Regions from separate parts of the Homo sapiens genome. Here region 2 is linked to region 1. A link is an interaction called in ENCODE POLR2A ChIA-PET data of the cell type or tissue named here. Cell type or tissue: PC-9. All regions are shown on one strand. Links, peaks and the distances in the headings refer to the core of each region. The heading gives the core; the rest is flanking DNA.

Region 1 (6,129 bases), core at 775-5,774:
GGAGGCTGAGGCAGGAGAATCCCTTGAACCTGGGAGGCAGAGGTTGCAGTGAGCCAAGATCGCGCCACTGCACTACAGCCTGGGTGACAGAGCGAGACTCCACCTCAAAAAAAAAAAAAACAAAAAACAAAACAAAAAAAAAAAAAAACAAGGAGAAGAAGAAGCAAAGTTTATATCCCAGCCTCAGTCTTGTAACGTGCTTTGGTCAACGGAATGAGGCGGAAGTAACGGTGTGCTAGTCTATCCCTAGGCCTTGCAAGTACATCGCTGTTCCTTCTTGCTGTGTTGTGACTCTGCTGTCACCAGAAGGTGAACAATCTGGGTTGGTCAGTTGGTCCCCGAAGGAGAAGGAGAGAGAAGAGCAGAGCTGTCCCCACTAACTACCCCAGACAAGCCCAGCCTGGAGCAGACCCTCCAGCCAACCTGCAGATGTGTGAACAATAAACATTTCCTGTTTTGTGTGCCACCAGGGTCTGTGGTTGCTCGTGACAGTAAAGGGAACCATCTATACCCACTCTCACTCCACACGGTTCAGGTGGAGCTGACCCCATCTCACAGTTCCAGAAGGGACACAAGACAGTCAGTACACTCCACACCCTGGCCTCAGTTGCTATGTCACGAATGGGCATGAGATCCAAGCCAGGCCAATGAGACCCAACTCTGGGACATTTCCTGGAACTTCTGGGAAAGAGATACTCACTTTCCACTGTGGTAGCCTAGGTGGTGGGATGTCAACCAGTAGCTGCGGGCTGCCTTCTTCCCATGGCAGGGGAAGAGACTTTTGAGAATGGAGCAGTCATGTGTTGGTAAACAAGCTCTCCTCCCACCAAAAAAAAAAAAGAAAAAAAGCGCTTATTTATAGCATTTGCCAATTTCCATGATACAAATACTCCGACCATGGCCAGTTTCATGCTACCAACGATGACCAACTGGTGCCCAAAATTCCTGAATGTTTTACAATTTGCTCTAGCACACCATTGAGAGGAGCCTATGCCACAGAAAACAGAGCCAAATGATGGAGAGATAGGCAGTATCCTGGTGATATTATTTGAGCCCCTAGATCTAGCCATGCCTGAAATCCATTAATACCTCTGTACTTGACTCTTACGTGAGTCAACCACTTCCTTTTGTTTCTTCTAAAGCCAGTTTTATTTGGGTTTCCTTTATGTGCAACTGAATAAAGACAGATGAATACACCCACCTCCATGTTTCTCCACTGCCTTTGTGCCTTGAGGAATCAGAATAAATCACTAAAAAATAATGCTTCCTGTCCTCAAGCATCGGACTCCAAGTTCTTCAGCTTTTGGACTCTTGTATCTACACCAGCGGTTTGCCAGGGGTTCTCAGGCCTTCGGCCACAGACTGAAGGCTGCACTGTTGGCTTCCCTTCTTTTGAGGTTTTGGGACTCGGACTGGCTTCCTTGCTCCTCAGCTTGCAGATGGCTTATAATGGCAAAACAATCATTCTTTAAAATATTTTTAATTGAGATGGGGGGTCTCACTAAGTTCCCAAGTCTGGTCTCGAACTTCTGGCCTTAAGTGATATCCCAAAGTGCTGGGATCACAGGCATGAGCCACCACGCCTGGCCCAAATCAATCATTTATGCAACATCAATTATGTGCCAGGCACTTTATAGGAAAGTTACTCCAGTAATCTTCATATCAACCTTACAAGATAGAGATCATTGGGTCCACTTTTTAGGTGAGCAAGCTGAGAGAGAGAGGCTGAAGGACTTGTTTTAAGGGCATGCACTTGAACCAGTATGAGAACCCAGATCCAACTGACATCAGAGCCCATGACTCACCCACCACCCCCTGGGGCTTCTCTTCCCTTAGCCACTGGCCAGTCCTCCTGCCTGAATGCTCCCTGAATCACCTCCACCTGGTAATCTCTGATTCATCTTTCAAGCAACTAAGTAATTTGCCCAAGAGCACGAAGACAGAGTATAGCAGAGGCAGGGTGTAAACTCTGCTCCTCAGCCTGCTCAATCCTCAACTCACCTTACCAGTCGGTTATGAGGAAGAAAGTTTCTAGTTCCTTTAACTTCCCAGAGAACTCTGCGCAAAGCAGAAAGAAAAACATTGCTGAACATTGCCACAATGCTGATTGATGAATAGTCGGCCTGATGGTTAATATTGAGTGTCAACTCGATCAGATTGAAGGATGAAAAGTTTTGTTCCTGGGTGTGTCTGTGAGGGTGTTGCCAAAGGAGATTAACATTTGAGTCAGTGGATTGGGAGAGGCAGACCCACCCTCAATCTGGGTGGGTCTAATCAGCTGCCAGTGTGGCTAGAATAAAATCAAGCAGAAGAATGTGGAAATGCTAGACTGGCTGAGTCTTCCGGCCATCTTTCTCCCGTGCTGGGTGCTTCCTGCCCTCAAACATTGGACTCCAAGTTCTTCAGCTTTTGGACTCTTGGATTTACACCAGTGGTTCGCCAGGGGCTCTAGGGCCTTCAGCCACAGACTGAAGGCTGCCCTGTCGGCTTCCCTATTTTTGAGGTTTTGGGACTTGGACTGGCTTCCTTGCTCCTCAGCTTGCAGATAGCCTACTGTGGGACTTCACCTTGTGATCGTGTGAGTCAATACTCCTTAATAAACTCCCTTTCATATATACATCTATCCTATTAGTTCTGTCCTTCTAGGGAACCCTGACTAATACAGTCGGTAAACCATGGGCCTCAGAGCCAGTGTCTGGTCCTGCTCTATGCCTAGGCTCCACTGAGTGAAGCCAACTCTGGCCCAGGATGGGTTCTGCTAGTTGGCCGAGTCCTCAACAAAATGTCTTGGAATGCACTTCTTTCTCCTGACGGTGGAGAAATGGCCAGCCACCTTTGGTTCATGCCGATATTTCAGATTCTGCACTTCCCCACAAAAATGGCTTCTTCTCCCATAAGCCCAGTCCCTGCTAGCTGTATCACCAACCTCTCAGGTACTCAGGACCTGCCCACTGCTTCCTTTTTTGCTCCTCCCTTTCCTCTGAGAGCACGCAGGCCCACACAGAGCTAGTCAGTTGCTTACTTGCTGCTGCAGCTGCATACGCTCAGGACTCTTGTGTGCAGGTTATAGAAAACTCAATTCAATTTCATAGTCCCAGGTACCTGAAATGGCTAGGGTGTGTCTGATTCAGGGGCTCCAATCATGGCCTCAGGACTTGGTCTCACTTCTCTATCTCTGACTCTGTTTTTGCCTGTGTGACTTCATTCTGCCACTTTGGGCCCTAGAAGGTCCAGATTCACTTCCTGCCGGAAGTGTCCCTTTAGAGACAAGATCTCACTCTGTAGCCCAGGCTGGAGTGCAATGGCACGATCACGGCTTACTGTAGCATTGGAGTCCTGGGCTCAAGCAATCCTCCCACCTCAGCCTGCTGTGTATCTGGGACTACAGATACTAATTTTTTATCTGTAGTGCCAGACTACAGATAAAACTGTAGTCTAACTAATTTTTTTATTTTTCTTTTCTAGAGACAGGGTCTGGCTATGTTACTCAGGCTGGTTTCAAACTTCTGGCCTCAAGCAATCCTCCCGCCTCGGCCTTCAAAAGTGTTGGGACTATAGGCCCAGCCTCACCTCCCCATTTTAACAATCTACTACACAGCTCTGAATCTTTCAACTTCCACCAAAAAAAAACAAAACAAAACACTTGCATGGTTCCCTATTGTCTAGGCCACAAAATCCAAGATCCTAGACCTGAAACTCAAAACCTCCATGCTCTGACTCTCCTGTAGTCCATGCTCTGACTCCAGCATAATTCTCCAGCCTCATCACCTTCAGCTTTCCATCACTCATTTGCCTGACAATTCAGCCAATCAAGACTAGCTGCTGTTCTTTCAATACACCTTACATTTCCTCTACTTTAAGCCTTTCCCTCATGCTGTGCCCTTCTTCTGGAATGCTCACCAACTCCCACCTCCACTTCTCCAAGTCCCTGAAATCAAGCCCAGCTGGATGGCTACTACTCCAAGGAAGGCTCATTTCTGCTGAATGCACACCAGCTCCAATCCTCCAAGGCAAATACTCCTGCCCCTTCACCACCTGGTCCTCAGCCCTTTTCTCATGGTGCAGTTCATCTATGAAAGAGACTGAGCCCCTATGAGTGAGGGTGATGTCAACACAACAGCAGGCACCCTTGGTAACCAAGTCAGCTTCCATATTGATCAGGACTCTTTTGATTGCAAGAAACCAAACTCGGATCTTTATAAAAGCAAAGGTAATTGACTCAGTCAGAAGCACATACAGCACGAGAGTTGTAGGCATGGCTACACTTAAGGTAGGTAATTAAGGTATCACATTTCTCTCTCTCTCTCTCTCTCTTTCTCTCTCTCCCCCCACCACCCCCACTCCATGTCTTATTTCTGCCTTTTTTGACATAATGGCCTCATTTTCTTCTACTGTTGATAGCTTCCTTCATGTAGCTGGAGAAGGTGGGCTTCTAGTGACTCCAGCTTACAACACCCTTAGAACTGGGGATCTCAGAGGATGGAAAGCTGTCTTCGCTAACACTAGGGCAGCAAAATTCTGGGGAGAACTCTGGCTGCCTTGTGTCACATGATTGTCCCTGAGCCAATCACTGTGGCCCAAGGAATACAGTTCTCTGACTGGTCAGATCTGTGCAGCACATGCATGGCAGGCTCAGCCCCACCCTCAGAACTACACGGACTGGGCACCCCTGGGAAAGAAGGGTCTGTTGCCAGAAGACAAGAAAAAAAGGAGAAGGAAGGGGAGGGGAGGGGAGGGGAAAGAAGGGAAGGGAAGGGAAAGGAAGGGGAGAGAGAGAGAGAGAGAAAGAAAGAGAGAAAAGGGGAAAGAAAGAAAGAAGAAAGAAAAGAAAAGAAAGAAAGAAAGAAAAACAAAAATGAATGAATGAAGGAAAGCAAGGAAGAGATTTACCCCAGTACCCTCCCAACACCCAAGCATGAGCTCTGATCCATACAGTGGATTATCAACTTAGCTGTTGCTGATAATGATGCCTGAAAAGATACATATTGAAATAACAGCAGTTATTCTTATTACTCACATCTGTTGAGCAACAGTATAACAGGCACGATTCTAAGTACTTTACATGTATTAACTCATTTATTCCTCATGACAATCCCCCGAGGTAAATACAATTATTAGTCCCATTTTACAGATGAGAAAAGTGAGGTACAAACAGGGAAGACACTTGCCCAGAGTCTCCTCCTGGTTACAAAGTTGAGGAGGTGGGATTCAAACCCTAGGTGTCCAGTCCCACAGCCTGTGCCCTCCCCGCTGCCCAATACTGTCTGCCTGGTGGTGTCTGGTATAATCTGGACATGCAGAGGAGCAGGAGAAGCCTGTTCCGCACTTTGTTACAGCCACTGATCTTCCCAAATTCTCCTTCATAAAAGCAGCCCAGAGGCCTGGCAAGCAGCTTCTGCCAGGCTCTGCCATTTGCCCCAAGGAAGGAGGATCGATATGACAGCCCAGCCCTCGCTACCTCACCACCCCCTCCCCTCCAGTGAGCCACCGTGGGGGTCTTCACCTGGCAACCCTCCGCCAAAGCTCCTGGCTCAGTCACAGGTGCAGCAGTGGCATAGAGCGTCAGAGCATGGGGGCCACAGAGGCCCCAGTGCCAGGAATAGAAACCAGAGCCCCAGGCCAGCACACCACTGGGGAGGGGCAGGAGGGGAGAGACAGACAGACAGAGAACATCAGAGACACACAGGAAGAGAGCAAAGGCAGAAAGCGTGAAGACACACAGACGGGGCCCCCTCCTCATGTGCCCTCCCACAGCACTCGCCATCAGCATATGTAACTCTCTCCTCTCTGGGGCTGGGGGTAAGAGGGGGACAAGGAGGACCCTTTTAGAACCAGCAAATAAAAGTTGGGCAGCAATTTGGGCATACATTTCTTTAGTTTCTATTCTCCTCAAGTCTCCTAAGCAGGGAAAGAGGCTCCGGGGCAAAGTGAGGGAGGACAGATGCCCATGGGGCAGGGTATGGGGGTCAGGGTTAGGCCCATATTATTACTATCATTATTATTAATATGAAAAGGAAGGAAGAAAGGAAGGAAGGAAGGAAGGAAGAAAAGAAGGAAGGGAGGGAGGGAGGGAGGGAAAATAAAGAAAAGAGAGCGAGAGAGAGATTAAGAAGGAAGGAGGGAAGGAAG
Region 2 (6,129 bases), core at 569-5,568, 140 kb before region 1:
GGCCAGTCTCTGTCCATCTCCCTGACCTGTGCATACCACATCCCATCCTGGCTTCTACACCTCTTAACTCCCAGGAGCATCCAGTATTTTTCTTTTTCCATCTCGTCTGCTATCAAAACTTACCTGTCCTGAGCCCGCTTCCATTAGTGCTCTATGAGAAGCCTGGCTCATCTGACTAGGATGCGATGCTATTAGGGTTGTGAGTGTCCTGGGCAAAGGTGCCGATCATCTTTCCCTTCCAAAGAACACATGCAACGCCTAGCAGAGAGGCTGCCCCATGTCAGAACCCCATGGCTGGCTCTAGGGATTAAAGTGATCATCCTGACAGATGCTCAGGGCAACACCTTCTTGGCATCCCCAGTTCTTTCTTCCATGAACAATGAGGTGCCAAGTCCTGTCCACTCTCCCTAAACCTCTCTTGAGTCTGCATCCCTCCCTCAGCACTGCTACTGTCCAGGTGTGATTAAAGGTGGACATACATTATTCATCATTCTCCCCATGAAGCCCTTGCCTCTGGGCTGGCCCTGTGGCCACTGAACTAGCAGAATGTGGTAGAGCAATGCCATGCTTGTGCTGGCCCTAGCCTTTAAGAGGACAAGCAGCTCTTGTTTTCTCCCTCTTGGAATGCACACTTCTGGAACATTCCCTCTCAGGACCCAGCTTCTGTGCTGGAAGTTCAAGCCACATGGAGAGGTCATGTATGTGTGTCAGTCGACAGCCTCAGTTGAGCTTCCAGCAGACAGCCAGCCACAGCTGCTAGCCATGGGTGTGTACCATCCAGGATGTCTGGCCCAAATGGGTCCCCATTGACTGCAGTCCCATGGAGCAGAACTACCCTACCAAGCCCAGTCAAGCCCCCGAGTCACAAGAGCTCATAAAACAGGTACTGTTTTGGCCGGGCACGGTAGCTCATGCCTGTAATCCCAGCACTTTGGGAGGCTGAGGTGGGTGGATCATGAGGTCAGGAGTTCAAGACCACACGGTCAACATAGTGAAACCCTATCTCTACTAAAAATACAAAAATTAGCCAGGTGTGGTGGCACGTGCCTGTAATCCCAGCTACTCAGGAGGCTGAGGCAAGAGAATTGCTTGAACCCGGGAGGTGGAGGTTGCAGTGAGCCGAAATCGCGCCACTGCACTCCAGCCTGGGCGACAGAGTGAGACTCCATCTCAAAAAAAGAAAAAAACAAACCAAAAAAACAGGTGTTTTTTTGAGCCACGGAGTCTTGTGCTGGTTTCTTACACAGCAGTAGGTGCCCGGAACACCAAGTTCAAGTCCTCATCATCCCTTCTGGGTCATATGCAAGTTTGCTAACTAACAGATCTGCCAGCCTCTACCGCCACCTATTTCCCAAGGTTATTTTCCAAGCCCAGAACTGCTCATGTCATTCTTCTGCCCAAGCCTTCAATGGCTTCTCATTGTCCATAGTGGTACTTAGTACTTACCCCGTGAGAATGCACATCAGAATCACCAGGGCAGCTTCTTCAAAATACAGATATTCCAGCTGAGAACGGGGGCTCATGCCTGAGAGGCCAAGGCGGGTGGATCACTTGAGACCAGGAGCTCAAGACCAGCCTGGACAACATTGCAAGACTACAGCTCTACACAAAATACAAATAAAAATAAGCTGGGCATGGTGGCGCATGCCTGTAGTCTCATGTATTCAGGAGGCTAAAGCAGGAGGATCACTTGAGCCCAGGAGTTTGAGGCTGCAGTGAGCTATGATCACACTACTGTACTCCAGCCTGGGTGACAGAGCAAGACCTTGTCTCTAAAAAATTAAAAAAAAAAATTCCACTCAGAGGGTTGGAATCAGGATATCAGGTTGTGAAAAAACACCCCCTGTGTGATAGATTAAATTATTAGTCCACAATTCTTCCTTGTCTCCCTGTATCACGATTCACTGTGAGCAGACAGGACTACCCCACACCACTGATGTTGGACTTGACTGTGTCATGCGTTCTGCTCAGTTGAATATGGGTAGAAGTGATGCTGTGCCAGTTCCAAGCCAAGGTCTGAAGAGGCATTGCACATTTCCACTCCTATCTCTTGCACTCCAGCTCTTCACCATGAGTTTGCTCCAGATGGACACTACCCTTTCAACCTGAGTCCCCAAATTACAAACATACAGAACAGGCTTGAACCCATCCCGTACCCTGGCCCAAGTTCAGCCAATACTAATCAAGTTCATCAGAGTCACCCCAGGCGATTTGCAGACCTGTAGTGAGAAAAATAAATTTTTGTTGTTGTATGCCCTGGTTGGGGTGGGAGGTCACTTGTTATGTAGCATTATTGTGGTAATAGCTAACCAAAGTATCAGATGATCCTAAAGCATGTCCCTGCTTAAGAACCACTAGACCAAAGGCTAAAGTCACAAACAATTCATCTGGCAATTGAGACCTTCCTTGGTCTTGTTTCCATCTGGCCTCATCTCCCAGCTTCCTCTTCTGAACCAATCAAGGTTCTGGGTGCTAAAACAGAATCCAATGCTCATGAACCCTAACAGAAAAGGGACTCCAAGGTGGCTGTAAAATCAAACTGAGAAAAAAATGGACGGAAAGCAGGGAAAGTCAGGCAGGTGTGGCCAGGGTCAGAAGAGGTCACAGGCATAGTTGAGGTGGAGAAAGAGACCACTGCTGGTTACCTGTGCACCAGGCGCTGGATCCTCAAGCTGCTGTTTGCAAGGAGGGTATCTCCAGCTCTCCCTGCTCCTTTGGAGAGAGAAGCATCCCATTGGCCAGCCATGCCTTGGCCATCAAAGAGAAAGAGAACATGTGTTAGACACCTAAAGGGAACAGGGGTCCCACATTGGGCAGCCAAGATCCCCACAAACATCCCCAGTAAGCTTCACATTCCCTACAAATAGGAACTGAGTTGATATGTGTAGAGCTCTTCAACTTTTCCTGGCATGTAGTAAATGCCATGTGAATGTTCTTAAAATAAATATTAAATATATAACTTTTAGACTATTGGCTAAATAAGACGCTTTGATTGTTCTTTTCAAGGACAACTCAAGAGACCTTTCTTGATCAGGTGGAAAGTGATGTTTCTTTTCTCAATGCCTCCAACACGCTTGATCTGCCTGTCCTTCTTGATGCAGCGCAGGAGCTAGAGTTATCTGTGGTCTTGTGAGACGTGAGGTTTTCCCCAGTGCCGAGGTCAATGCCTGAGGTCTTACAGGTAATCAGGAAGTACGGGTAGAATACCGGAGCAGAGGGACCTCTTGCCAACTGTGAAATCTGAGCCTGCCTCTAAACCCTCAAAACATGGGCCGTGGGAACAACCACTCATTTCTTTGCACTGCTGTGAGCCTGGGCCAGTGCGTGCAGCCTGATCCAGCACAGGGCCTGCTGGCAAAATGCCATGGTGCAAAAGGCTTCCAGGTGAGAATCCCTGATTGCTCAACCCCATATTTTAAACAATTACTCTCAGCTTTTGAGCTGAGCATCCTGCCTTTCCAAGTTTGCTGAGCCTACTATTTCGAAATACTTTGCAAATTGGCAGCTCCAAGAAAAAAGTCCTGGAGTCAGAGTGAGTGACCTCTGACCCAGATGGAACAGGCTGCTGAGTCTCACCTTCATGCTTTCTCTAACCCTGGCCCCTTTGTTAAAACACTCTTCAAGTCTATTGTGTAAATGAGCACCACTGAGGACAGGTAGCATGTTTCGTCCATACCTCCTCTGCTCCTTTTCCTGATCCCCAGTGTGCTTTGACTCCCAACAGCCAACACTTGCATCTCATTGTCAGAATGCTTTCTACAGCTTGCCAGACACTGCAACCAATGATTGGCAACATGGGAGTATCAATACCCCAGCTCCCTTGTTCCCTGCTCATGCAACTCTGAGTTGTGACTCGTATGTCTCCAAAGTTCACATGTGGAATTGAGCCAAAATTACCCTCTGTGGGAGTTTGCTTGATATCGGATCCTTGCCGGATCTGCTTCCCTTCCCTGCCCCACTTTCTCATCCCCTATACATTTCCTTCACTAAGAGTCTGCTTCTGGGAATCCAGCCTAAGACAGTAAAGAGAGAGGAAAATTTAAATGATAAAAATGGCCACCACTCTACTTTAAAATCCTTTCATGCATTAGTTATCTTAATGATCTCAAATACCCTACAAGGAATTCTTATCCCCATCTTAAAAATGAAGAAATCAAGTCTCAGAGAAGTTGAGTAACTTGCCCAAGTTATGTAGTTAGTAAGTATTAAGCCAAGAAGTTGTATTACATGTACTGCCTCCCATTAGAAAGATGCCATCAATAAGAACTATACATATTTCTTTAAGTTAAAATGAGAAAAAATACAAATCTAATAAGCGAATGTGGATAATGATAGTATGCATTTATAGGGGAAATTAAAGGCATAATGGTGATTGTTTTTATCTGTCATAGCTCCCCATGTTTACCCCATTTTCTTCTGGTATCAGATAGGGTAGGCATGCAACCAGAATTCCTTTGCCCACACTTTGCCTCTGCATACAGACTCAGGGTTGGAAGGTAGCAGACTCTTCTGCTGCTGATATCCTCTGAGATATAAGTTCCAGATCTGGTTCTTCAGCCCTTTCTTCAGTCCTTTCATTGAGACCACCCCAGGATTATTCCAATAAATGCCCAAAAGTCTCAGTTTAGTCAGAGCCCATTGTTACTGCTTGTCAACAAGACATCTCAAGTGATGTAGAAATTGGTATCAGGAGTAGGGTGTTAAAAGTGACCCATCCTAAAAATATGGAATTGGAGACTATATAAGCCAATAAATCCTCCTTAATTTTGTAAGCAGGTTTCAGTGGGATTTTTGCACCTGCATTCAAAAGACTCTTGGGTGGTGTATGAATAAAAAGGGATGGAAATGCCCCTTCCCTGAATAACCTTTCTTACACTACATGCCTATGCCTATTCTTCTTTTCGACTGTGTGATACATGTTTGCTTCATTCCTTTCCTATTTAACGTATATTCATGCTTTTCAAGGTAACAGAGGATAAGGAATCAGGTGGTCAGCTCAGGGAGGGAGCCATCTGATGTATCAGAAGGGAAAGGGCCTGGTGCATCATCAAAGAGATATTGTGGGCTATGGCAAGAGAGCTATGGGCCTGGGGAGTGGGAAAGCTTGGTTCTAGTCCCAATCCCAACTCTGACTTGCTGTGTGTCATTGGTCAAGAGTCTTCTGTCTCTGGGGCTGTGCCTCTCCTTTTACAGAATAAAAGGGGATCTCTAAAGTGCCTTCTAGATCCACCATGTTCAGATGTTTGGAGGAAATGCAAAGACACGTGGCCTACATACCATGCACAGACTGATGAGGTGAGAAGAGGTAGCAGCAGCAGGGTGCTGAGTCTAGGTGGGCCTCTCTGGGATTTCACCTGAGCATCTCTTTGAAGCTGTGAGCTCATAGGTGCTACATTTCTGCTATTCCCACATTTTTCTCCTCTGATCCTACCCCACTCATATTGTGGCAGAAACTGTCATCCATCCCCTAGAATCCTTTCTCCCTTTTTTCTTTTTAGTCATAGAATAGCCATATTACTAGAAACTACACTACTTTCCAGCCTCCCAGGCAGTTACATGTGGCCATATGTGAATGGCATGTGAACAGAAGCAATGTGTGCTAGCCCTTCCCATCTTCTCCCTGCCTTCTTGCAGACTGAAACATAGACACAGCACAGAGATCCAGCTTCCACCATGGAGAGGGCAGAGCACAGGATGGAAGTTACCTGAATTCCTGATCCACTTCATGGAGTCAAACTGCCTTCCATTCCCAGACCCCTTCCTTGCTTAGAGTTTTCCATGAGAGCAATAATCTTCCATCTTGTTGAACTTGCTGTATTTGGGGGACTGTTCTTACAGCAGCTTACTCCGTGCCCAAACCAATACCTCCTACCCCATCTCATTGGAAAATTGACACTGAAGAGTGTCAATTTTCAGACACTTTGCCAGCCAGGGCCAAGGAGCTAACCTCTACCAAGAAGAGAGGGAAGTCAAGACCAACCTGGGAAATGTGGCAAAATTTCATCTCTACAAAAAAAAGAAAAATACAAAAATAAACTGGGTGTGGTGGTGTGTGCCTGTAGTCCCAGCTATTCAGGAGGCTGAGGTGGGAGGATGGCTTGAGCCTGGGAGGCGGAGGTTTCAGTGAGC

The links. Peaks named below come from ENCODE experiments on the same cell type or tissue, not always from the same donor. Only the 100,000 strongest peaks of a DNase experiment are listed, where the experiment ranks them.
Region 2: POLR2A ChIA-PET joins it to region 1 with 6 read pairs; 2 of 35 experiments call an interaction of 5 or more read pairs at or near these places.

Annotation. Positions count from the first base shown.
Region 1 is chr16:50,393,076-50,399,204 of GRCh38, reverse strand. LINC02178 (long intergenic non-protein coding RNA 2178) reads left to right here and starts at 4,072. Exons shown (of 2, transcript NR_146572.1): 1 at 4,072-4,270. RefSeq lists enhancers at 1,078-2,277, 2,898-3,027. In PC-9, for the core only: no CTCF peak of the experiment used is centred there; DNase peaks (open chromatin) are centred at 1,844 and 2,974; H3K4me3 peaks cover 2,320 bases; H3K27ac peaks cover 3,427 bases.
Region 2 is chr16:50,528,098-50,534,226 of GRCh38, reverse strand. No RefSeq gene overlaps it. Among named protein-coding and RNA genes, the nearest start is that of NKD1, 17 kb to the left of the region's middle. In PC-9, for the core only: no CTCF peak of the experiment used is centred there; a DNase peak (open chromatin) is centred at 3,276; H3K27ac peaks cover 1,563 bases.